Regions from separate parts of the Homo sapiens genome. Here regions 2 and 3 are each linked to region 1. A link is a loop called in an ENCODE intact Hi-C map of the cell type or tissue named here. Cell type or tissue: K562. All regions are shown on one strand.

The links. A loop is a pair of places that touch in the nucleus more often than their neighbours do. Peaks named below come from ENCODE experiments on the same cell type or tissue, not always from the same donor. Only the 100,000 strongest peaks of a DNase experiment are listed, where the experiment ranks them.
Region 2: it touches region 1 in a loop (5-fold over the local background); 13 of 110 quality-filtered maps call a loop at or near these places.
Region 3: it touches region 1 in a loop (5-fold over the local background); 23 of 110 quality-filtered maps call a loop at or near these places.

The regions. Positions count from the first base shown.
Region 1 is chr2:85,417,428-85,425,427 of GRCh38, forward strand. SH2D6 (SH2 domain containing 6) reads left to right here and starts at 1,287. Exons shown (of 24, transcript NM_001394463.1): 1 at 1,287-1,503; 2 at 1,602-1,817; 3 at 4,776-4,887; 4 at 5,003-5,063; 5 at 5,169-5,263; 6 at 7,881-7,980. It also overlaps a transcript of CAPG not described here. RefSeq lists enhancers at 628-737, 734-1,269, 748-907, 3,136-3,285. In K562, a CTCF peak has its summit at 3,405 (motif pointing right); DNase peaks (open chromatin) are centred at 1,034, 1,294, 3,434, 4,414 and 3 weaker places; H3K4me3 peaks cover 2,167 bases.
Region 2 is chr2:85,703,062-85,711,061 of GRCh38, forward strand. No RefSeq gene overlaps it. Among named protein-coding and RNA genes, the nearest start is that of GNLY, 13 kb to the left of the region's middle. RefSeq lists enhancers at 1,899-2,400, 7,636-8,000. In K562, a CTCF peak has its summit at 4,347 (motif pointing left); a DNase peak (open chromatin) is centred at 4,320; H3K27me3 peaks cover 920 bases.
Region 3 is chr2:85,496,253-85,504,252 of GRCh38, forward strand. No RefSeq gene overlaps it. Among named protein-coding and RNA genes, the nearest start is that of PARTICL, 39 kb to the right of the region's middle. In K562, a CTCF peak has its summit at 6,999; DNase peaks (open chromatin) are centred at 3,041, 4,049 and 5,179; H3K4me3 peaks cover 1,627 bases.

The DNA.
Region 1 (8,000 bases):
TGCTAGTGCCAGTTGTGAGTCCTTTCACATGCAAACAGCTATCTCAGCTCTTTTTTTTTTTTTTTTTTTTTTTGAGACAGAGTCTGGCTCTGTTGCCCAGGCTGGAGTGCAGTGGCACCATCTCGGCTCACTGCAAACTCCGCCTCCTGAGTTCAAGCAATTCTCCTGCCTCAGCCTCCCGAGTAGCTGGGATTACAGGCACGTGCCACCACGCCCGGGTAATTTTTTCTATTTTTAGTAGAGATGGGGTTTCGACATGTTGGCCAGGCTGGTCTTGAACCCCTGACCTCAGGTGATCTGCTTGCCTCAGCCTCCCAAAATGCTAGGATTACAGGCGTGAGCCACTGCGCCCGGCCATACCCTCCCTTTTGAGGTGAGGCTCTTGAAGGCCCAGACCTTTCCTCCAGTGCTTTGAGGTCTGATCCTGATGATAATAACACCTCACTCATAACCTGGACTTCACAGTTTACAAAACACCCCTCCTCCTCACCCCCTCCCAAACTCGGTTTATTTTTGTCGTTAAAGCAGAGTTGTAGGCCAGGGTGGACCATAGGTTTTCTTGGTCACGAGAGACTTCCTCCCTCCCTGGGCTCCCCTCTGTAGTGGTGCCAAATAAAAATCTGATCAGTCAAGCCTGTAAGGTAACTAGCGCTAATGTGCAGAGCCAGTCCTGGGCAGGCCTGTTCATTATTTTGCACACTCTTACACCGAAAGGGCCCAGGACCCTCGCCTGACCCAGCCTTGCCTGCCAGGCCTGGGCTGGGTCTCCCAGCCCAAATTCTCACAAGAGGGCCGACTCCGGCCAGAGCGCGCCCCTCTTTGTGCCTCGGTTTGCCCACCTAGAGGTCAGTCCCGCAGGCGTGGCGGGTACATCTCAGGGTCGGCAGAAAGTGCCACCGGGAGCCCAGCCGGAGTTGAGGGCCTCGCGCCGGGCCCACTGTCCAGATCCAGGGCTCACGAGAAAAACGAGGACGCAGGAGAGCCACACGCCAGGACGCGTGTAAGGCCCCAACCCGGCCCCAGCCTGGGCCCTAGACCCCTAAGAACTACAAATCCCAGCAGGCAGTGGGCCGCGGGGCGGGGTCTCGGAAGCTGCGGCCTGTGGTGCCTTTGCTGAGCCCAGGTCCGGAGGGCCCTCGGGGACGGGAGCACCACAACAGACCCCCGGACACACTTACACACACAGTCTCACAAACACACAGTCACACACGCACACACACACACGCGCGCGCGCGCGCCTTTTGGCCCCTCCCCTACAAACTACAAATCCCGGCAGGCAGCGGGCCGTTGGGCGGGGCCTTGGGTGCTGATCCGGACGCAAAGATTGCGCCAGCCAGGGTGGGATCCCGGTAGCTAGGTGGGGGCTACCCTGCTGGGGAAGAGATGGCCTTCTCTCCTCGCAAACCCAGCTCCCCACCCCTGCACGCGCCCCTCTGCCCTGGAGTCGCTGGTCCGAGCCCTCCTTCTCTGCGAACCTGAGCCCCGCCCTGCCCTCCCTACGAGGTTGGGGCCGTGGGAGATGAAGATGGTGGGTGGGGGGTTGGGCCCACAGCCTGCTAAGCAGGCAGAGTGGCCTCCTGAACCCTTCCTCCATCGCCTAGAGCAAACTCCCATTCCTGGAAGGAGGAGCAGCCCAGACCCTGAGACTGGACTAGGTCTGTTAGGGTCCCTGTGTGGCCGGCAGGACTCGTGGTGAAGCCCGGGGAAGGCCTGGGTCCTCCAGGTCAGGGATGTAGGTCCCAGGGTGTGCAGGCCGCGGTATCTGACCATCGTCGGCGCCCTGCGCCCAGGCATCAATTTTACATGGCAGAGTCAAGGTGAGGTTAGGAGGCTGCCAGGAGGTAATAACCAGGGCGCTCGCATTCAGCATCCTCTCTCTCAAAGCACTCTCCTCACACCTCAGGGTCAAATGTCAGAGCTCTTGTCCTAACTTCCCAGGTTGCCCAAGGAGCTTCTGAGGCGCTACAGAAGGGACTTACCCAGACCCTTCAGTGCAAGCCAGGAACTCAGGGTCCGGCCTGCTCGGTAGGATGAGCTGTGCTGAGGCCCTACTTCATCCACCCTTCTGGGCCAGGGCAGCCTCTTTCCAGAGGCCTCTTCTCAGCTGATTTCTGGCTCCCAAGCGGGAGACTCAGGTTACACCTGTATCGGGAGCAGTGACACCACAGTGGCCAGCAACACATTGGACTTTCTGTCTCCAACTCCATTTTCAGCTTTTACACTTCCTGATCTGGGCATATACTGCTACATACTGGATCATCAAGGAAGGAGGAAAATACCTAGTCAATGAAGGTTTAGCCATGACCTTGTAAGTCAGTGAGATTTCATTCTTGTGTGGTTAGTTCGAGGCGAGCTACTTCCTAGAAATATTTCATTTGATCTCTAAACACCTAGAAACAGCTCCAAAAGGGATATTCAAAGTAGATTGCCCAGATTCTCTTGATAGCAGATGTGGGGTTCATATTAACTGGTCGCGTGGTCTCTAAGCATGCCTATTTCTGCCTGGGAAGTTCTCAAAGGTTTGGTTTTCTGAGTGTTTCTGTTAAAACAATCAGCCTTTTGTTGAGTAGCCCTTTTGCCCCTAGAGAGGAGAGATAGGTACCATAGAAACTTGGAGACAGCTATTGACTCAGTCCCTGGACTCTTTAATAAGAGCCCGTTCTGTTTTGTTTGTTTGTTTGTTTGTTTGTTTCCTGAGACAGAGTCTCGCTCTGTCTCCCAGGCTGGAGTGCAGTGGCGCAATCTCGGTCCACTGCAACCTCTGCCTCCCGGGCTTAAGCGGTTCTCCTGCCTCAGCCTGCCTCAGCCTCAGTAGCTGGGATTATGGGATCACAGGCGCACACTACCACGCCTGGCTAATTTTCGTATTTTTAGTAGAGACGGGGTTTCACCATGTTGGCCAGGCTGGTCTCGAACTCCTGACCTCAGGTGATCAGCCCACCTTGGCCTCCCAAAGTGCCGGGATTACAGGCATGAGCCACCGTGCCCGGACTGAGCCCATTCTCTTATTATTAGAAATCTTATTATCAGAATGTGAGCTTCTGCATTCCAGGGCTTCGCACCAGACCCTCAAGTCAGTAATGACCCTTGGGACATGCAGTGTGCCAAAAGCTGTTGAATGCCCATTCCTGCTCCCTGAAGATCCAACCAGCAATCAGCAGGGTGCAGTTAAAGTCACAGAGCAGTGTTGTTAGGTCATTACAGGGAATGTGGCTAAGGAAGGGCAAAGCCCAGCAAAACTTGTCCTAACTTCCCACGTTCTTTCGCTCTGCGGGCCTTGCCTTCATTTACCTTCCTGATAACTAAAGCCTGGGTCGGTGGTCCTCCAGGCCACGCCCCTTCCACCGTCAGCCTCCGGGCCCAGGAAATGAGCGACAGGCTGCCATGCCCCTCCTCACCACCAGGGGTCGCCCTCTCCCGTGGAACGACTGCTTAGGTCCCCACAGTGGCCCGGGACGGGGTGAGGGGACTGTGGCTTTGGCTCTGTGTACATCATATGGCCTTGGCCAGCATCCATTCTTCTCTGGCCTCGGCTTTTCTGTTGGTAAAAGGGAGGGAGGGTGATCTCAGGGCCCTCCAGGCCCATCAAGGAAGGAGGTGGGGTTGGAGACGTCGGGGAGCCACTGTGTCCAGTCTCTCCTAACGGGGAGGGTAGAAGACCAGCTGGGAACAGGAGAAGCTTGGCTCCCAGGCTCTGTGCTGAAGAAGGAAGCCTAAGCAGGGCCATGTTACATTTGGTGGAGGAGGGAGAGTGTAGGGGAGGAACAGACGCCGGCCGCTCCCGCTAAGGAAGGCAAATTGAGGAAAGGACCCAGTGGGGTGGGGAAGGTCGGCCAGAGGTATCCAGAGAACCAGAGAAAGTGAGTGTGAGGGAGTCCTTGGTGATCCATCTGCGCTGGGGAAAAAGGTTTTCAGCAGATAAACAGCCGGGACCTCGGGGGATTGTGCCTCAGCCTAGGCCCGGTAGTCGAAGACATATGGACAGGAAATGGGCAAGACACGGGCCTTTCAGAGAAGAGAGACCAAAGATGTTTGCAGAGAGGCAGGCTTTGCGCAACCTGTAAAGAATGAGTAAGGTTTGAATAGCAGCTACAACAAATATTGATTGAGAGCCTGCTGTGTGCCAGACTGTGGGCCCGGCACTTGGAATTTGGCCGTGAACCTAGCAGACACAGTGGCTGCCCATTTACATAGCGTGCAGTCGAGTGTGGGAGTTTACAGTCTAGCTGTGAAATAAACCTGTAGGTTTAATTATGGTGGGAGCTCAGAGAGCGGGGTAGGAGACTGTCCTGGTCTGGGACCTCCACTGCTGAGGAAGGGTCACCTAAGCTGGGGCCTGCAGGAGGAGGGAGGAAAGGGGCCAGGATGTTCCAGAGGAGGAATAGCAAATGTACACTCCAGATAAGAAGGGCCTGGTGGAGATTAGAAAGGGTGGAAAGAAGCCATGTCACACTGTGTTTGCAACCACTCTCCCCCACACCCAACCTCACCTGTGTATCCTGTGTACTTGGTCACCTCCTGGGCTCTCTTGGGGGCAGAATCTGGGCAGCGGGGGAATGGATCAAGCTGAAAGACAGCTAAAGAGACTGTGGCTGAGTGCAGGATAAAGAGCCAAGGTGGAAGGGAGAGGGCTGGGCTCTGGGAGACGGGGACATCTGTGAAGAGGATATTGCCATTTTGGGGGTAACATTTTTTGAAGTATGATATACATATAGAAGAGTCCTTTTTTCTTTCTTTCTTTTTTTTTTCTTTTTACTGTTGTGCTGCATATTAAGAATGCCCTCTTGGTCGAGTGCAGTGGCTCACACCTGTGATCCCAACACTTTGGGAGGCTGAGGCAGGAGGATTGCTTGAGCCCAGAAGTTCAAGACCAGCCTGGACAACATAGTGAGACCCCATATCTGTTTTTAAATTAAAAAAATTAAAAAGAATGCTCTCTCTCTTTGTCATATTCTGTAAAGATTGAGTAAATATCTAGAAATTCCACTAAAATTTCCTTAAGTCAACAGGACACAGAATGGTCTGCCTGGGCCTCAGTCACATTGGAGGAGCAGAGAGAGAAGGTGAGTGTGAGGGAGTCCCTGGGAAACAATGGAGGGACTGGGGATGGGGAGGTAGGAGGGGCCTGATCTTTCCAGGCATCAAGAAGCATTTGGTTTCTGTTCAAGGAGCCATGAGGAGTCACTCAAGGGTTTTAGGCAGAGCCGTGACACAACCAGAGATACTACGAGCAAAGGTTCCGGAACAGGGCAGGGCAGGACAGGTGAGTGGGACAGAGGCACACCACCTGGGTGGGACAGAGGGAAGAGGATGCTGCTGTCTGGGACACTGTGCCCTAGAGGCTGGGGAAAACCAACCTCAACTTTCAGCTCCCAGCCTAACCCTAGGAGAACCTGAGAAGAACTAGTGGAATGCCTTCCGGAAAAACAGAGACAAACTACACACCAGACTTTTGTTTGTTTGTTTTGTTTTGTTTTGAGATGGTGTTTCACTCTTGTCACCCAGGCTGGAGTGCAATGGCACGATCTCGGCTCACTGCAACCTGCACCTCCTAGGTTCAAGCAGTTCTCCTGCCTCAGCCTCCCTAGTAGCTAGGATTACAGGCGCGTGCCACCACGTCTGGCTAATTTTTGTATTTTTAGTAGAGACAGGGTTTCGCCATGTTGGCCAGGCTGGTCTCGAACTCCTGACCTCAGGTAATCCGCCTGCCTTGGCCTCCCAAAGTGATGGGACTACAGGCGTGAGCCCCTGCACCCGGCCTGTTTTTTTTTTTGTTGTTGTTGTTGTTTTTGTTTTGTTTTGTTTTGTTTTTTGAGACGAAGTCTCACTCTGCTCACTCTGTCGCCCAGGCTGGAGTGCAATGGCACAATTTCGGCTCACTGCAACTCCCACCTCCCAGGTTCAAGTGATTCTCCTGTCTCAGCCTCCCGTGTAAGTGGGATTATAGGCGTGTGCTATCACACCCGGTTAATTTTTTGTATTTTTAGTAGAGATGGGGTTTTACCATGTTGGCCAGGCTGGTCTCAAACTCCTGACCTCAACAGATCCACCTGCCTTGACCTCCCAAAGTGCTGGGGTTAGAGGTGTGAGCCACTGCACCTGGCCAACAAACTACACACCAGACTTTCTACCCACTGCCAGGGGAGACAGAGGGATGGTCTCTCACAAAGCTCTGAAACTGTGGCAAGAAATGATTGTGCACCAGGGAGGGATGGGGCAGAGGCCTCTCCTAGGGAGCCATCTGTCCCTCGCTCTGTCAGCCCTTCATCACCCATCACAGCTGTCCCGAGTCAGCTGAGTCAGCAGACCTGTGACAGCAGCAGGCGAGGGAGGAAGAGGGGCCTCTGCTAGCTTGTGTGAAGCCAGCCCCATCATCCATTGGCCCAGGACAGCCCCTTCCCTCCCTACTGCAAACTGCTGTCCCCCGGGATTGCCCCTGGCTTTAACTTGAACCCAACCACAGAGTTCCGTTGGCTGTAGGCCCTTCCACCAGGAACGTCTTGGGCCTCTAACCTGAGCACCTGCTCTGGCAAAAATGTCCTGAGGACTCAAGGCCCCTTACCCTTGTGGGACCTTCTTCTCCACATGCAGCTCCCTGCCCTGTCCCCCTGTTTCCAGGCTGGTCTTGAGCTTCTGAGCTCCCCAGCTCCTGTCCCCCTATTTCCTCAGGGACAGACCTCTCCCCACGCACTTGGCCCTAACCTCATGTTCAGAAAGTTCTTTCCTTTCTACCCCACCTAAACTTCACTTGCCTTTGTGGGTTCCCACTCTGCTGGGAGAGGAATCCTTGTGTCATCAGTACCTCTCTTCCACTCCCCTCAAGAAGGGAAACCTGGCTTTCCCATGGTGGCCCCCACATAACCTCCTGTTGGCCTGGCCTCCCGCTCCCTGGCCCTGCCTTCCCCTAGTGCCTCTGTCTTCCTGTGCTTCCTTATATTTGAAGTCCAGGTCACATCTCCCTCCCTCTTTCCCTTCCTCCCTTCTTTTTCTTTCTTTCTATCTATATTGATGGATTTTTTTAAATTATAAAAATAATTAATGGTTGGGCACAGTAGGTCTCACCTGTAATCCCAACACTTTGGGAGGCTAAGGCAGGAGGATCACTTGAGGCCAGGAGTTTCAGACCATCCTGGGCCACATAGCAAGACCTCATGTCTACAAAAAATGTTTAAAAATTAGCTGGGCCTGGTGGTGTGAGCATATAGTCCTAGCTACTTGGGAAGTTGAGGCTGGAGGATCAGTTGAGTCCTAACCTAAACTTGAGGCATGAGTTTGAGGCTGCAGTGGTCTATGGTCATGCCACTGCACTCTAGCCTGGGTGACAGGGTGAGACCCTGTCTCTAAAAATAAATAGTCCTGGCTGGGCTTGTTGGCTTACGCCTGTAATCCCAGCACTTTGGGAGGCCGAGGCAGGTGGATCACAAGGTCAGGAGTTTGAGATCAGCCCGGCCAACATAGTGAAACCCCGTCTGTACTAAAAATACAAAAATTAGCCAGGCATGGTGATGCGCGCCTGTGGTCCCAGCTACTCAGGAGGCTGAAAAAGGAGAATCGCTTGAACCTGGGAGGCAGAGGTTGCAGTGAGCCAAGATCGTGCCACTGCACTCCAGCCTGGGTGACAGAGCGAGACTCCATCTCGAAATAAATAAATAAATAAATAAATAGTCCCAACACTATACAAGTATAACGCCGTAACACTAGTTCTATCTGGTTCCACCTTCCCAGGAGACACCCATACCTGGGTTCACTGTTTGAGTTTCTTGGCATCCATTTGGTGATCCCACTGACTCTGAGGTTTCATCCCCAAATTAAAGTTCTTTTCTTTCTTTCTTTTTTTTTTTTTTTTTTTTTTGAGACTGTGTTTCACTCTTACTGCCCAGGTTTGAGAGCAATGGCGCGATTTCGGCTCACAGCAACCTCCGCCTCCTGGGTTCAAGCTATTCTCCTGCCTCAACAACCTCCTGAGGGCTGGGATTACAGGTACTCGCCACAATGCCCGG
Region 2 (8,000 bases), 290 kb after region 1:
CTACAAATTTCCCTTTTGGCACAGCTTAAGCTACAACCCGTAAGTTTTGGTGTGCTGTGGTTTCATTTTCTTTCACCTCAAGGTATTTTCTAATTTCCCTCTTGATTTTTCCTTTAATCCATTGGTTATTTAGGAGTGTGTTGTTTAATTTTCACATATTTGTGAGTTCCCCAAATTTGTTTCTGTTACTGATTATTAGTTTTATTCTGTTGTGGTCAGGGAACATATTTTGTATTCTTTCTATCCTTTTTAATTTATTGACGTTTGTTTTATGGGCTACCACATAGTCTATCCTGGAGGTGTGTTTCCCCACTGCTATCTGGACTCATCTGCACTCCACTGTTTCTGATGAGGAGGCACCTGTTAATAATTGGGGGTTCCCTTGTAAGTGATGAATTGTTTTTCTTTTGCTGCTGTCAAGATTTTCTCCCTGTATTTGGCTTTCAGCTTTTCTTTCTGTCTCTCTCTCTTTCTTTCTCCCCTTCCTTCTTCCTTTCCTTCCTTCCTTCCTTTTCTTTCTTTCTTTCCTTCCTTCCCTCCCTCCCTCCCTCCCTCCCACCTTCCTTCCTTCCTTCCTTCCTTCCTTTCTTCCTTCCTTTCTTCCTTCCTTCCTTCCTTCAACAGAGTCTTGCTCAGTCACCCAGGCTGGAGTGCAGTGGCACCATCTCAGCTCACTGCAACCTCCACCTCCTGGGTTCAACCGATTCTCCTGCCTCAGCCTCCCAAGTAGCTGGGATTACAGGCCCCCACCATTATGCCCAGCTAATTATTTTTTGTATTTTTAGTAGAGACGAGGTTTCATCATGTTGGCCAGGCTGGTCTCAAACTCTTAACCTCAGGTGATCCACCCACCTTGAACTCCCAAAGTGCTGGGATTACAGGCGTGAGCCACTAGGCCCGGCGGCTTTCAGCATTTCTAATGTGATATATTTATTTGTGGATCTCTTTGCATGTATCCTATTTAGAGTTTATTGAGCTTCCTGGGTATGTAGATTGTTTTTCAATAAATTCGTGACATTTTCAGCCATTATTTCTTCAACTATTTTTTTCTGTTTTGTTCTTTGTCTCCTTCTCTTCTGTATTCTGTTCTGCATATGTTGGCGTGCTTATGGTGTACCAGTCCTCTGAGGCTCTGTTTATTTTTCTTCATTCTATTTTCTCTCTGTTCTTTGGATTGCATAATCTCTATTGATTTATTAATATCTTCAAGTTGGCTAATTCTTTCTTCTGATTGTTCAGATTTACTGTTGAGCTCCACTAGTGAATTTTTCATTTTAGTAATTGTACTTTTCTTCTTCTTCTTTTTTTTTTTTTTTGAGATGGAGTTTTGCTCTGGTTGCCCAGGCTGGAGTGCAGTGGCGCAAGTTTGGCTCACTGCAACCTCTGCTTCCTGGGTTCAAGCAATTCTCCTGCCTCAGCCTCCCGAGTAGCTGAGATTACAGGCGCGTACCACCAAGCCTAATTTTTGTATTTTTAGTAGAGATGGGGTTTTGCCATGTTGGCCAGGCTGGTCTCGAACTCCTGACCTCAGGTGATCTGACTGCCTCGACCTCCCAGTGTGCTGGGATTACAAGTGTGAGGCACCGTGCCCCACTAGTTATTGTACTTTTCAACTCCAGAATTTCCATTTGGTTCTTTTTAAGAATAATTCTATCTCTGTATTAATATTTCTATTTGATGAGACATTATCATCATATCTTTCTTTACTTCTTCAATCACAGTTTTCTTTAGTTATTTCTGAACATATTTATAATGGTTGCTAGGAAATCTTTGTTAAATCTGATATCTGGTTGCTTTCACAGGCAGTTTCTGTTCCTGTTTTTTTTTTGTGTGTGTGTGTATGGATCACTCTTTTATTTCTTTTTATAGCTCTTAAGTTTCTCTGGGAAACTGGGCTTTTTAGACAATATATTGTCACATATCTGGCTACCGGTCATCCCCCTGCCCCTACCCAAGCTTGATACTGTTATTTACTTGTTTTGTTGTTTGGTGACTGGTTGGATTATTTTAGTGAATTCCCCCACCTGCCACAGTGTGAAGCCTCTGATGTTGCACCTTAAGGAGCGTTGCCTTGAGTGTACCCACAGTCATCCTGTAATGACAGTGGTTTTGGCGGGGCTCTCTTATCTATTTCTTTCTCTGACCACAGCTATCCGTTAAACTACGCTAATTCCTGGCTGATTGCTCTGTTGTTTTCAACAATGCCTTTTATGGAAAAACAAACCATGTTTTTCCTCTGCTCTTACACCAACACAACAACAATCAACACAGAAGACTTCTCTGACTCCTAAATACGTGGCTGTTTCTCCCCACCAGCAAGCAAGCAGTCAGTTCCGCAGTGGACACCAGCTAGGTGTCCTCCAACTCAATTCTGACGCTATTTATCTGGAGACAGTGTCAGATCCCACAGGTTGGGGGCTCAGTCCCCATAATTGCCTTGGCAGATTTGGGATTTGAATCCAGGCAGTCTTAGCTGTGAACCACCACACAAATCCACCTTTCTCCAAAGAATGGAGGCCTGAGCTCCCTTGTAACTTGGGGTAAATAATCTGGGCACATATCCTTGAGGAATAGCAGGACCAGAATGCTCTGCACAGGACTGGAAATGGCTGGGGGGAGGAAAACCAAGTCCCTGACAGTGTTGACCATTTCCTTCATCCTGTGAGGCAATGGGCTTGACCCTGCAATGTTCCCAGCACAAGTCTGAGGAGTGATGCAATAGAGAGTGGGTGAGTTGAGTAACCACTTGAAATTCCACTCCTCTCTTCCCTTTTCATAACAGGTGTCCTAACTTTCTGCCAAGCACACTCAGGTTTTCCATGTTCTGCTTAGAAGTTACCAACTGGCTGTTGGTTAGGCCTAGCAAATTATGTAGACTTCTTTTCGGCTAAGAATCATAGCAAGTTTATTCCCTCAGGGTAGGAAGGTCATATTTTTTCTTTAGGCTCCACCTTGGTCTTCCCTCGGAAGGGGAAATAGGAATTCTTTCTTCCTCAGGATGAGCTCGTATAAGGCCAGGCTCATTGATGATAAGAAGCAGAAATGGACTCAGCCTAAATTAAGACAAGGGAAGTGACAGGGCGGCCATGGCTGCCACAGGATGGAAGGGAAGGACTAGAACAGAGCTTAAACAGACAGGGGCCAGGCAGCTCAGATGGTTTTGGAAGCAGGGACGGTTCCACAGTCTTGCCTAGGTGCCATTACTGGGATGAATGAGCTTCCACCACTCCTTCTGTCCTTGTGTTTCTTACTCCATAGTCACATTCCTAGGAAAGCAAGTCCAAGCTTAGTTCTCATGCCTGCCTTTGGTTGCTGTAAGATGGCGAGAGGAAAGTCAGGCAGCGGCAGGGCACCTGGAAGACCCTTTTGTCTTAGGAATGGGATGGCGGATGCTGGGTTTACTCTCCACCAAGACTGTACAAAGTAGGTGCCAGATAATTCTCCAAAAGAAGATAGGCAGAGGAATAGGCAGTGCCAAATTCCCAGCACAGCTTGTGCTGGCAGGTGGGTACTGTCACTGTGGTACTTCCAAATAGGAAGAGATGTCTCTGACAGAATCAGGAACTGGATGGAGATTTACCCGTAGAAAAATGGTGACCTAAGTGAGATATGCTTTCCCCTTGCTCAGGCCGAAAACCCTGGGGTTCTTGCAACAGACTTCCAGCACGCCCCCCGTGGGTGCCTCTTGCCCTCTCCTGCCACTCATGGGAGCAGGACTGGTAGTATGAGGACACTAACAGGGGAAGTGACTGCCGTCATCTTGATTTCCTGTGTCTGAGCCTCTTATTCTGTGGTTAGATGGACACAAGGTCCCACAGTGGGGCCCCATTGCCCCCCTCTCACCCCCCTTTTTAGCCATGTTGAGTGGGTCTCTGTTTCTTGCTTCAAATGGAGCCTCTTGCTTCTCCAGCCCCAGATAGAGAGCCTGCACGCATGACTTTGTGCGTCTTTGTAAGCCCCACCAGGCCCTGGGTCGGGGAGATCTGAGTGTGAAGGGGCAGAGCCCGAGAACCTGCCCAGCTCCTTGCCTGGCTTGGGACCTCAATAAGCTCTGTCCACCCTCCACCCCAGGGATGACATTCCAAGTCCTGGGGGACCTGAGACCCACCCACCAGGAGCAGGTGTCCTGCGGCCTGGACCAGGTTTGGGCAGATTTGCTTGAATTCACTGTGGGTATTTCAAAAGTGTGCTTAGGGATGGGGCATTTCTTTTCTTTTTTTAAAGTTGTGGATTATTTCTCACATTTTGTATGAGGATCCTAATTCCGAAGTTGTTTTCTTTCTCCAACATGCTTGGGTCGTCTCATAAGGAACCCGCCTTAAAGGCAACGACACATATGCTGCCACCTAGTGGAGGAAAATGATCAGCTTCTACAACTGCGTAAAGTCACGAATCACTTAACCACAGAAATACAGATACGGTCTGAGAAACGCGTCTTTAGGTGATTTCATCGTTGTGCAAACATCATAGAGTGTACTCACACAAGCCTAGATAGTATCACACAAACCTAGATGGTATAGTCTACTTCACACCTAGGCTATATGGTATAGCCTATTTCACTGAGGCTACAACCCCCTACAGGGTGTTACTGTACTGATACCCTAGGCAATTGTAACATGCTAGTAAGTATTTGTGTCTAAACATATCTAAACATAGAAAAGGTACAGTAAAAATATGGTATCATAATCTTATGAAACCACTGTCATATATGTAGTCCATCTTTGACTGAAACGTCATTGTGTGGCACATAACTATGTGGAAAGAGAAATTGTATGGAAAGCTTCAGCGCTTCCAACCTCTTTCTTGTTTCCCTCACATCAACTGATATATGGGTCAACTTTTTATTAAAACAATTGGGTACTCATAGAAAATTTCACTTTATTTCCTAAACAATAGCTCATAAAAATGTGTACCATTTATTTAGGGTTTCCTATGTGCTAAACACTTTACGTACGTTCCCTCAATCCTCACTGCACTCCTATGAGCTACACATTGTTATTATTCCTATTTTGCAGATAAGGAAGGTGAGACTCAGAAAGATTAAATAACTTCCAACTTCCAGAGTTTACACACTTAACCAAGTCTGTCTTGCTTCACCTTTAACCTTAACAACATTTATTGACTAAAATTACACAAACATAAAAAAGGCATCCAAAATCCTGAAACTATCTCAAGTGCATTCCACAATTAATCAAATAAGTAAATATGTGGCAGAGAGTGAGAACCAGGTTTTTCACTGTTGAAAAAGCATAACAAATATGGAAAGGGGGAAGGTTAGAATACCCCCTATGGAGCTGGATTAGAATCAGAGGAATTGGTGTGAATGGATGGTTTATATACGTAGGTAGATATAGAAACTGTTATAGGTATATATATTAGGTAGATATAAAAACAGTTATAGTTATAGATATAACTATATATACATACACATACATATATAACTATAACAGTTTATCTACTATATATATGTGTTATAGGTATATATATTAGGTATATATATCAGCCATTAACTTCAGTGTTCATAGATGATTCTGTGGCCGGCAAGAACCATCAATGAACACTGAAGTTAATGGCTGCAAATGTGATGAGAAACAAAATATTTATATAGTCTCAAAGCCTCTTCACAAGAGACTTATTAATTGCAAAGGGAACAATAGCATAATAACTGTGCAGTGGACCAGTCTGGTAGGTACCACCTTTTCCAAGTGATCAAAGTTAAGATCACCAGGAACAAGATGTACCAGCATCCTGTGCCTCCTGCTGTGATGTACTGAGAAGGACTCACTGTCCCTTCTGTGGTGTTCTTGCCAAAAATGCGTAACTACAATCTAATAATGAGTAAACACTATACACACCCAAAGTGAGGAACATTCTACAAAATAATTGGCCACCACTCTTCAAAAGTGGCACCATCATGAAAGACAAAGACTGAGGAAGCTGTCCCAGATTGAATGAGACAACTCAGTGCAATGCAGGATCCTGGAACAGAAAAAGAACATTTGTGGGACAGTTGACAAAGTTTGAATAAAGTCTGGAGATCAGTTCACAGTATTGTATCAGTGTTCCTATCCTGGTTGTGAGAATTAGGATAATTATACGGTGCAGTGGTGCAGCTTTTTTTGGAAAGCTGGGTGAAGGGTATATAGTATTCTTTGTACCACTTTTGCAGTGTTTTCAAAGTCTAATATTATTTCAAAGCTAAAAACTAAAACAAGCTTACAATAAAAAATATGTAAGTAAAAATCCTTTAAAAAGACATGACAAAGTGTGTCAGATATTAGATTATCAAAAGCTAGGAACTCTCTGGGGCCAGAGCTCAAATTCTCTTGTTTTCAGTCTCTTTATCAAATGAAAACTTCTGTCTGCCTTCTACCTTTAGCATGACACAGAAGTAGAAAGAAGGGAAGTGTTTGGGCAAATGTTGAGCAACACACACACAGCAAATGCTCATTTGATGTTTTGGCTGAATCGTAGAACACAGTAGACTGTCTAAACCCTCTGTTCCTGTTCTGGAATGTTCTGATCATAGCTGCTGGCTTATGTCTATCTTATAGCGATCCCCAAAGCTGCACCCGGCGTGGTCCTGAGGATCACAGGACTTAGCATTTCCTGCTTCCACAATGCTGGCCCTTAAGGGATATACTTAGGGATCCAGAGGAAGCAGATTGTATCTGTTGAGTGCTTGAAATAATAATAGTGATGATGATTGATGATAATGATGATGATGATGATGATATCTAAGCTATCACATGCCAGGCACTGTTCCAAATGCTTCAATGCTTAAACCATCCCTGGGAGGAAGGGTCTGTTACTGCACACATTTACAGAGTGAGTGCATCGCTTAGGCTCTCTCGCTTCTCTACATGGCCCGTAAGTAGCGGAGCTGGGCTCTGACCCCACGCAGACTGCCTCTGGAGCCCACCTTCTGATGAATGAGAATGCACATGGGGCAGTGGGCTGAGTCATGGGACACATGCAAGGTGAGTTGGGGATTAGCCTCAACCCCTTTTGGCTTTGATAGAAATCCTTCTCAGAGACTCTCGGAACAGAGTGGTGGTAAAGCACCACCTGGGGCCTGTGGGAGGCCATTTTGGACCCAGTTCTCAGTTTCCAGGGCTGTAGATGTCCCTGGATGGGGCCAGCGCCTGGGGTCCCCCCACCACCCCACACCATACCAACTCTTGTTATTAGCCATTTATCTAGCCACTTAGCACTTTCTCTTGGAAGTGCCACGCTTTGGGACACTTGGAGGTTCTGACACGGGAGTTCCTGATAGTCTGCTTCTGGGTAGAGATAATCCTGATGACTGAGGTGCCTGAAACCCCTCCTGCTGCTGAGCTGAGCCCCGAGGTAGGACAAACACCCCTCTGGGCAAGTACAGAATGGAAACTGAAATAGAAATAAACTCCAACAAAAGCAAACTTCCTGGGGTTTTCCTCCTGCCTCCTCACACACACACCTCTGAAAGGTGTGTGTCTCAGAAGCAATGGCCTGGACCAGGAGTCCTGACCTTGCTGTGTGACTTTGAGCAAGGCCGGGCCCTCTTTAGGCTTCGGTGAACTCAGCTGTGAGTGAGGGGTAGGATTTGATGATTTCCAGCGTCTCTGCTTCCAGTGCCTTCACGTTATGGCACCCAGGGCTTGTGACAAGAGCAGAAGGAAGCCAGGCCCATTCCTGGTGGACTTGAAGGTGTTAGCTCTTTGTTCCCTGGAAGAGTGTGGCCACGGCATTAGGGAGGGCTTGCCACTGCTCTGTCCACACACAATTAGGGCTTAGGTGACTCAGAAGCGAACACACCATGTGTTAAAATAAGAGTTGGTGTTTCTGAGAAGGGAAGTCCAGGAGCTGACCAGGATGGGATTAGCTGTTGATAAGGGGCCCAGCATTGTTCTAGCTCTCCCCTGAGGCCCACACCACATCCTAGAAGAGAAGCCAGGTCCCTCGGCCCTACCAGGGCTGGGACAGTCGGGGCACAGCTGCAGGAGACGCCCTGGGAGGCT
Region 3 (8,000 bases), 79 kb after region 1:
TGAGGCAGGAGAATCCCGTGAACCCGGGATGTGGAGGTTGCAGTGAGCTAAGACTGAGCCACTGCACTCCAGCCTGGGTGACAGAGCGAGACTCTGTCACACACACAATAAAACCACACACACACACAAACAAAACAAAACAAAACAAAAACTCATGTATCTTCTGCTCCTAAACTTTGATATGGCTAACTGTGGCTTTAATGCATTATGCCAAAGTGCATTTTCACCAGGTAAGGAAGGTTTTCATGATCCACTGACTGAGGACAATTAAATCCTTCATGATCAAGAACATAGAGATTGGGTCTTCTAGAAACAACACACCTTGCCACCCACACTGCAGCAAAACTTTAGGACTTTGAACCTTGGGTCTGTAATCTCACAACTCAGAAGGGCCCCTCCAGACTCTTAGAACTGTATATCTGTTGGAGACCTCAAGATAAAGCTAACCAGGGAAGTTTCTCACCAGAAGCAGATGGAATCCTAGATGTGGAAAGCTTTCTCAAGATGACAGATCAAGACTTCTTTGCCATCATGAGACTCTTACCTCTCTTAATTTTTTCCTCGCTTATGCCTTTATGAAGACTAGAACTAGAAAAAGTCTTGTGTGGACCCATGGGGTATACTTTTATTTGTGGAGGATTTCACCGCTAACCTTATGCATGAGCAACCTTATGCCTTGATGGATAGAAGATGAAGGGCCAAAGTGGGTGAGGAATTTTCACGGTACCTTTGTAGCTCCATAATCAGTCAGAAACAGAACATTGGTCTATTTCTTTTAACCTACATTATAGGTTGAAGCAAACGTTGCCAGGAGGCCTTCACCCTTCTGAATGGGCATAATTCGTTAGGTTGCTTTTTCCATGATTTGGGGTAAATGAGGCAATGATTAGAAATTTGTCCCTCATAGTAGACTCTATAGCAGATTCAACTATAAACACTATGCTAAAGACTTCTTTAAACTTTTTGCTAAAGTTGTGCTACATAATAGAACTGCTCTAGGCTACTTACTGGCTGAACAGAGAAGAATCTGTGCAGTTGCTGACTACATATATATATATATATATACATACACACACACACACACACACACAGAGAGAGAGAGAGAGAGAGAGAGAGAGAGAGAGAGAGAGAGAGAGAGGAGAGAGAGAGAGACAGGATCTCACTACGTTGCCCGAGCTGGTTTCGAACTCCTGGGCTCAAACAATCCTCTTGCCTGGGCCTCCCAAAGTGCTGGGTTATAGGTGTAAGCCACCATGCCCAGCCAATTGCTGACACTTCTTGTTGCACATGGATGAATATGTCAGGTACTATAGAGATTCATTTGCAGGGGATTAAAAAACTGGCTGCTTGGTCGAAACTCGTAGACCATTTATCAAGCTTATTCTTTAATCTATTTAATTTTAGTTGGTTCAGTTCATGGGGACCCTGGCTAAGCAGCATACTCCAAACTCTTGGTATTGTCCTTCTGGTAGTCATAATAGTCATCTCCCTGGTGAAATATATCCTCTCAAAAATTGTAAATGTTTAATGCAGCCATGCATAGAATGTCAAATGGTCTCTCTTCAACTGGGATGACAAAATCTCAAAGAAATACATAATCATGAGGACACTATAACCTATGAAAGACATGTTGAGACCAGAAACCCAAAATGATCATAACTGAGAGTAGCAATTAGCGATGTTTTGGTCACACTCTCACTTAAGTGACAACATGATCAAAAGGGGAGAATTGTTCAACAAAATTATGGGAGGCCATTGTTTTGGACTGAACTCATGCACTAGGCCCCAACAGACTAGATTGGATCTAACCAAATGGAGTCAACTCATGCTAAATGCAGCACAATCAAACTAAAACTTTAAGGAAGCATATGGATCCCCAAAGAGACCAGATTTTTTTTCTCCAGAAAAGAGGGGATTATAGTATAATAAGGAAGTCGTCTCTGCTCTACCCTTTACAAAAAGGGAATCTAAATTCCTCGTTTCCACCTTATAAAACACAGTGTTCCACTATTTCTCAGTGGGATTTGAAACCAAGTAAGTCTATTTGCTATGGTGACAAAGTGACAGCAATACATAAAGTTTGGTCAACCTCTTCATTTTAAGAGGTTGACTAAAAGGAAGAAATTGTTCAATTAAGTTTAGCCTAAAGCTGCCTGCTTACATATTTTAAGTTTAGTCTGTAAACATATTAAACTGTAACCTAACTGGATGTGTAAACAGACAGTACCAATCACTGAGTTTTAGCAAATCACAGGTGGTCAACTGTTCAAACTATGTTCAAATAAAATAAACACCGATCTGTAACCAATATGGCTATTTCTATACATCACTTCCATTTTCTTTTTTAATTTTATTTATTTACTTATTTATCTATTTCGAGACGAAATCTTACTCTGTTGTCCAGGCTGGAGAGCAGTGGTGCAATCTTGGCTCACTGCAACCTCCACCTCCCAGGTTCAAGAGATTCTCTTGCCTTGGCCTCCTGAGTAGCTGGGATTACAGATGTGCGCCACCACACCCGGCTAATTTTTGTATTTTTAGTAGAGAAGGGGTTTCACCATCTGGCCAGCCTGGTCTCAAACTCCCGACCTCAAGTGATCCACCCACCTTGGCCTCCCAAACTGCTGGGATTACAGGCATAAGCCACCACGCCCAGCCTGACTTCCATTTTCTGTATGTCATTTTCCTTTTTTTGTTTTTGTTTTGTTTTGTTTTGTTTGAGACCAAGTCCTGCTCTATCATCCCCCAGACTGGAGTGCAGTGGGATGATCGTGGCTCACTGCAACCACCACCTCCTGGCCTCGAGTCATCCTCCCACCTCACCCTCCTGATTAGCCAGAACTATAGGTGCACACCACCACGCCTGGCTAATTTTTGTATTTTTTTGTAGAGACAGGGTTTCAACATACTGCCCAAGCTGGTCTTGAACTCCTGGGCTCAAATGATCCGCTCTCCTTGGCCTGCCAAAGTGCAGGGATTAGAGGCGTGAGTCACCACGCCCAGCCCATTTTCCTTTTCCTGTCCATAAATTCCTCTCTGACCACATGGCAGCATCAGAGTCCCTCTGGTTCAGGGAGTTACCGGATTCATGAATCATTCTTTGCTCAATTAAACTCTGTTAACTTTAATATGTCTAAAATTTTTCTGGCTGGGCATGGTGGCTCATGCCTGTAATCCCAGGCGGGTGGATCACCTGAGGTCAGAAGTTCAAGACCAGCCTGGCCAACATGGTGAAACCCTGTCTCTACTAAAAATACAAAAATCAGCTGGATATGGTGGTGGTGCCTGTAATTCCAGCTACTTAGGAGGCTGAGGCAAGAGAAACACTTGAACCCGGGAGGCGGGGGTTGCAGTGAGCCGAGATCGCGCCACTCCACTCCAGCCTGGGCGACAGAGGGAGACTCTGTCTCAAAAAAATAAATAAAATTTTCTTTTAACATGTGTAAGAGGCTGGGCGCCGTGGCTCATGCCTATAATCCCAGCACTTTGGGAGGCCAAGGCGAGTGGATCACCTGAGGTCAGGAGTTTGAGACCAGCCTGACCAGCATGGAGAAACCCCATCTCTATTAAAAATACAAAAATTAGCCAGGCGTGGTGGCAGGCGCCTGTAATCCCAGCTACTTGGGAGGCTGAGGCAGGAGAATCACTTGAACCCAAGAGGAGGAGGTTGCAGTGAGCCGAGATCGTGCCATTGCACTCCAGCCTGGGCAACAAAGCAAGACTCTATCTGAAAAAATAAAACAAAAACAAAACGTGTAAGAGGAAAGGTCTCATACTTACTAATATAAACGAATTGAGAACCAAATGCTCCATTCGCCTGTCCTGCTGCTCTGGAGATATCACCTCTCCCCTACTGCTTTTGAGGCCCAGGTTTTCAGTTATTCCCAGTCTTCTTTGTCCTGTCGTCCTTGCCTTCCCTCAAGCACTCATGACCAAAGAATAAGTAGGCCAAATAGATAACGTTCTTTAAAAAGAGTACAGAGTTCCTGACCTATTCATCTCCACTTTCCAAATACCTTTTGGCTTCAGCTTATCTCATTTTTGCAGCTTTAGCACCGAATGAAAACTGTGCATGAAGGAGCAGGCAGGTTCTCGCTTTGTGAAGCGTCTCCTTGTGCCTCGAGCTGGGGGAAGGGCTAGAATTGCAGTAACAGCAAGAGCACCCAAGAAATCGGTCTCAGTTTCCTTCCCCATTTTCAGAGGACAGTGGAGATCTCAAACAAAGCCAGCTAGGCACAGATTTCTTTAGAGCTTTGGGTTCTTTCCTCTACCAAACATTTTAAATTGTCATGTAAATTATACATTTGTCAGCTTTATCCTTTATGGCTTTTGGTTTTTCAGTCTTGCTTGGAAAGAAGTTTCCTAATCCCAAGACTTAGTTCTTCTTTATTTATTTCTGGTACTTTCATGTTGCTTAACTCTTCAATCCATTTGAAATTTATTCTGGGACTCTCCCCCAAATTAATGGCTTAATCCCTCTAATAGCATTTCTCCACTTCTTTGAAATGCCCCCTTTAAGAAGAAAATATTCTTCTATTCCCATAGTTGTTTCTGAATTGGATTCTGTTCCATTGATTTATTCCACTGATTCAGGGTCAGCACCACATTGTTTTTATTCTTATAGCTTCAAGGTATCTTTTGATATCTAAAAGGACATCCTCTTGTTTTTCTGATTTTCCAAATTTTTCTTGGTTGTTTTATACTTTAGTTTTGCAACCTAGAGCAAGTTATATAAGTCTGTGTCTATTTTCTCACCTGAAAAGGTTAAGATTGTGGGCTCTGCAGCCATATTGTCTGGGTACAAGTAAGGGTCCACCCAGGGAAACAGAGTCTTCTAGGTCTCTCTGGCAGAAGGAATTTAATACAGGGAATTGGCAGCACTGGAAATGGAAGGACTGAGAAGTCTAATGGAAGCACAAGACGCTACTATACAGGGAGTTACGTAGGAGGAGGTAGTGCAGCTAGAGCCCAGAGTGGGGGCCATCTGGTGGGATCTGAAACCCCATAGAGGCTGCCTGATGGGAGCTGAGATCATGGAGGGAGGGCCTGTAGAGTAGATGTGAGAGCCACCTAAGGACATAACTGTTGCCAGAGACACTACAGGAAGAAGAGAAAGAGAGAGAGATACCTTGGCTTCTCTCCACCTCCTCCCTCTCTCCCAGCTTTCCATTGGCTGAACCAACCTGGAAGCCAGAGAGCAAGGGAGCCTGGGAAACGCAGTTCTCTGTGATATAGCACAAAGGCTCAGAAAGGCAGAGAATTACTCCGAGAGGAAAAGGCAGTTGACCACAGCCGTTTATTAGTTGTGTGACCTTGAGGAAGTTAGTTAACCTCAGTTGCCTTAGCTTCCTCCTCCAAAAAGTGGAGATGAATAATAGTAGTACTTTCCTCACAAGGCCACTGCGAGGATTAAATGCATTAGTACGTGTTACATATTTTGTATTATTTAACTTAGTAAGTGTTATTTATTATTATTGTATAAAATGAAGATAGCAATACCTATCTTGCAGAGTACTATAAGATGTTTGCCGGCCAGGCGTGGTGGCTCATGCCTGTAGTCCCAACACTTTGTGAGGTCAAGACAGGAGGATCACTTGAGGCCAGGAGTTTAAGACTAGCCTGGGCAACACAGTGAGACCCAGTCCCTACAAACAAATTTAAAACTGGGGCAAGGGGGAGGGTTTCAAATTTAAAAAAATTTAAAATTAGCCTTGGCCGGGCATGGTGGCTCATGCCTCCCAGCTACCTGGGAGGCCGAGGCAGGCCAATCACCTGAGGTCGGAAGTTCGAGACCAGCTTGACCAATATGGAGAAACCTCATCTCTACTAAAACTACAAAATTAGCTGGGCATGGTGGTTCATGGCTGTAATCTCAGCTACTTGGGAGGCTGAGGCAGGAGAATCGCTTGAACCCGGGAGGTGGAGGTTGCAGTGAGCTGAGATCGCACCATTGCACTCCAGCCTGGGCAACAAGAGTGAAACTCCGTTTCAAAAAAAAAAAAATCAGCCATGCATGGTGATGCATGCCTGTAGTCCTAGTTACTCAGGAGGCTGAGATGGGAGGATCACTTGGGCCTAGGAGTTCGAGGCTGCTGTGAGCCCTGATTGCACCACTGCACTCCATCCTGGCTGCCCAAAAAGAAAGGTTTGCACCGTGTTGTGCACATAGTACTGGGTACTTCATAAATGTTAGTCCCCCTTGTAGCCCAGTGTGCTCACTAATATCTGTAGCCGATAATAACAATGGCTTTGACCTGGGGAGGAAGCAGCCTCCCCAGAGTAGGGAGGGACATTCTTCTTGCATTACCAGAGATCTAGGAGGACTCTGGAGGGCTGGGACTTCAGTAGTCCAGGCAGTGCACACCCCTACATCAGCCAATATGAACACACAGAGATGCATTTGGAGTAACATCTGCATTCTTTTCTGGACCTTCTCTTCTTGATCCCATTGGTGTCCCTTCTTTGATTTTAGCCTGATTTTTTTTTTTTTTTTTTTGGCTCATGCTGATAATTATCTGTTTTTGCACTCACATACATGCTGCCAACGTTCATGAGCATACAACTTCCTGTGCGCATTAAATACTTTACCACTTATTGCCCCAACTGATCCTCCCAACAAACCCCCTGATGCAGCCAGGGAAGCTTCACTATCCCCATTGAGCAGTAGCAGAAGCCAACACTTTGAGAGGACACGTGTCTGACCCAAAGGCCCACAGGGAGTAGGCTAAGTAGTCAGGACTTGGGACAAGGCCTTCTCACTCTAGCTCAGGACTCTTCCTGCTAATATCCCAGGCTGCCTCCACAGCATGTGTGAGTTAATGCACACACACACACTCACACTCACACTAATACACCCACCCCTAAACACACACATAATAGATTCAATATCTCTGAAGGAAGGGTTCATGCCTTATCAATTTCCTGCTACAGATAAACTACCTGGCAGCTGAAATATAATAAATGATTGTGGAATTGAGTTGACATTGACTGCTACACTGCACCCCCTTGGGGGACTAACAGGGAGCACACAGATGAGGACCACAGCCAGAGCCAGAGCCAGAGTCCAAGTCCATCTTGACAACTCAGAGAAGACTTTGGCCCTTGCTTCTGGCTCTGTCCACGCCCTTCGTAGCACCCACGGAGCAGAGGGGCCTGGTCACAGGGAGAGGCTGAGATGCCCAGAGAAATGGATCTGGCCACCTGAGCTGAGGCTTCTCTGAAGGTGAGTCTTCACCGACCCCGCCCTAGTAGTGGTGAATCGCGTGTCCTGCCCTGTTCTCTGCTGCCCCTGAGCAGTGTCTGAACCAGGGGCGCCTTTTAACGCCACAGATTCTGCCTCAGGGCGTGGAACACCTTCTTCTAGAGGGGCGCGTGAGAACTCTGGTAGGCAGGAGCTTGCTCTGAAACTACTGTGCTAGTCAACCAATTGCCTCAGCTGGCCACCCAGGGCCTGGCATCCACACTGGTCCCTGGCAAGCCGTTCTGCACAGAGGTTTTCACACACGTGGGTACGGAGCACTGGCAGGAAGTACGAGACATTAGAAATTAGAAGCCCAAGCTAATAACACAGATCACCATCGGGGCTTCACTTTTTGCCAGCCACTTCTACGTAAATATATCTGGTTCTACCCTTCACTCAGCCAAGGCATGGGCGCTACTGGCCTCTGACTCAGCGCTCTTCATTGGCCTCAGCTGTTAAACTTGCTCCCTTCTGATATTTTGCAGATGCTAAGCACTCAACTGGTTTGTTGTGGCTTTGCATCGTGCTCTTTCTCATAATCCTGAGATGAGAGGCCACTATGTCCTCTGGGTCTGCGGGACTTCTGGGGCAAGGGTGCGGGGCAGGCCCAGCACAGGTGTCCAGGGAGCTGCCCACACTGCCGCTGTGTGCTCTTGGGAGTCCTGTTGGCTGTTCCATTCTCCTCTCTGCCCACAGAGGTCACAGTGCCCTTGCGAGTAAGCAGGAGAAGGCAGAGTCATGAATTAGCAACTGGAAAGGA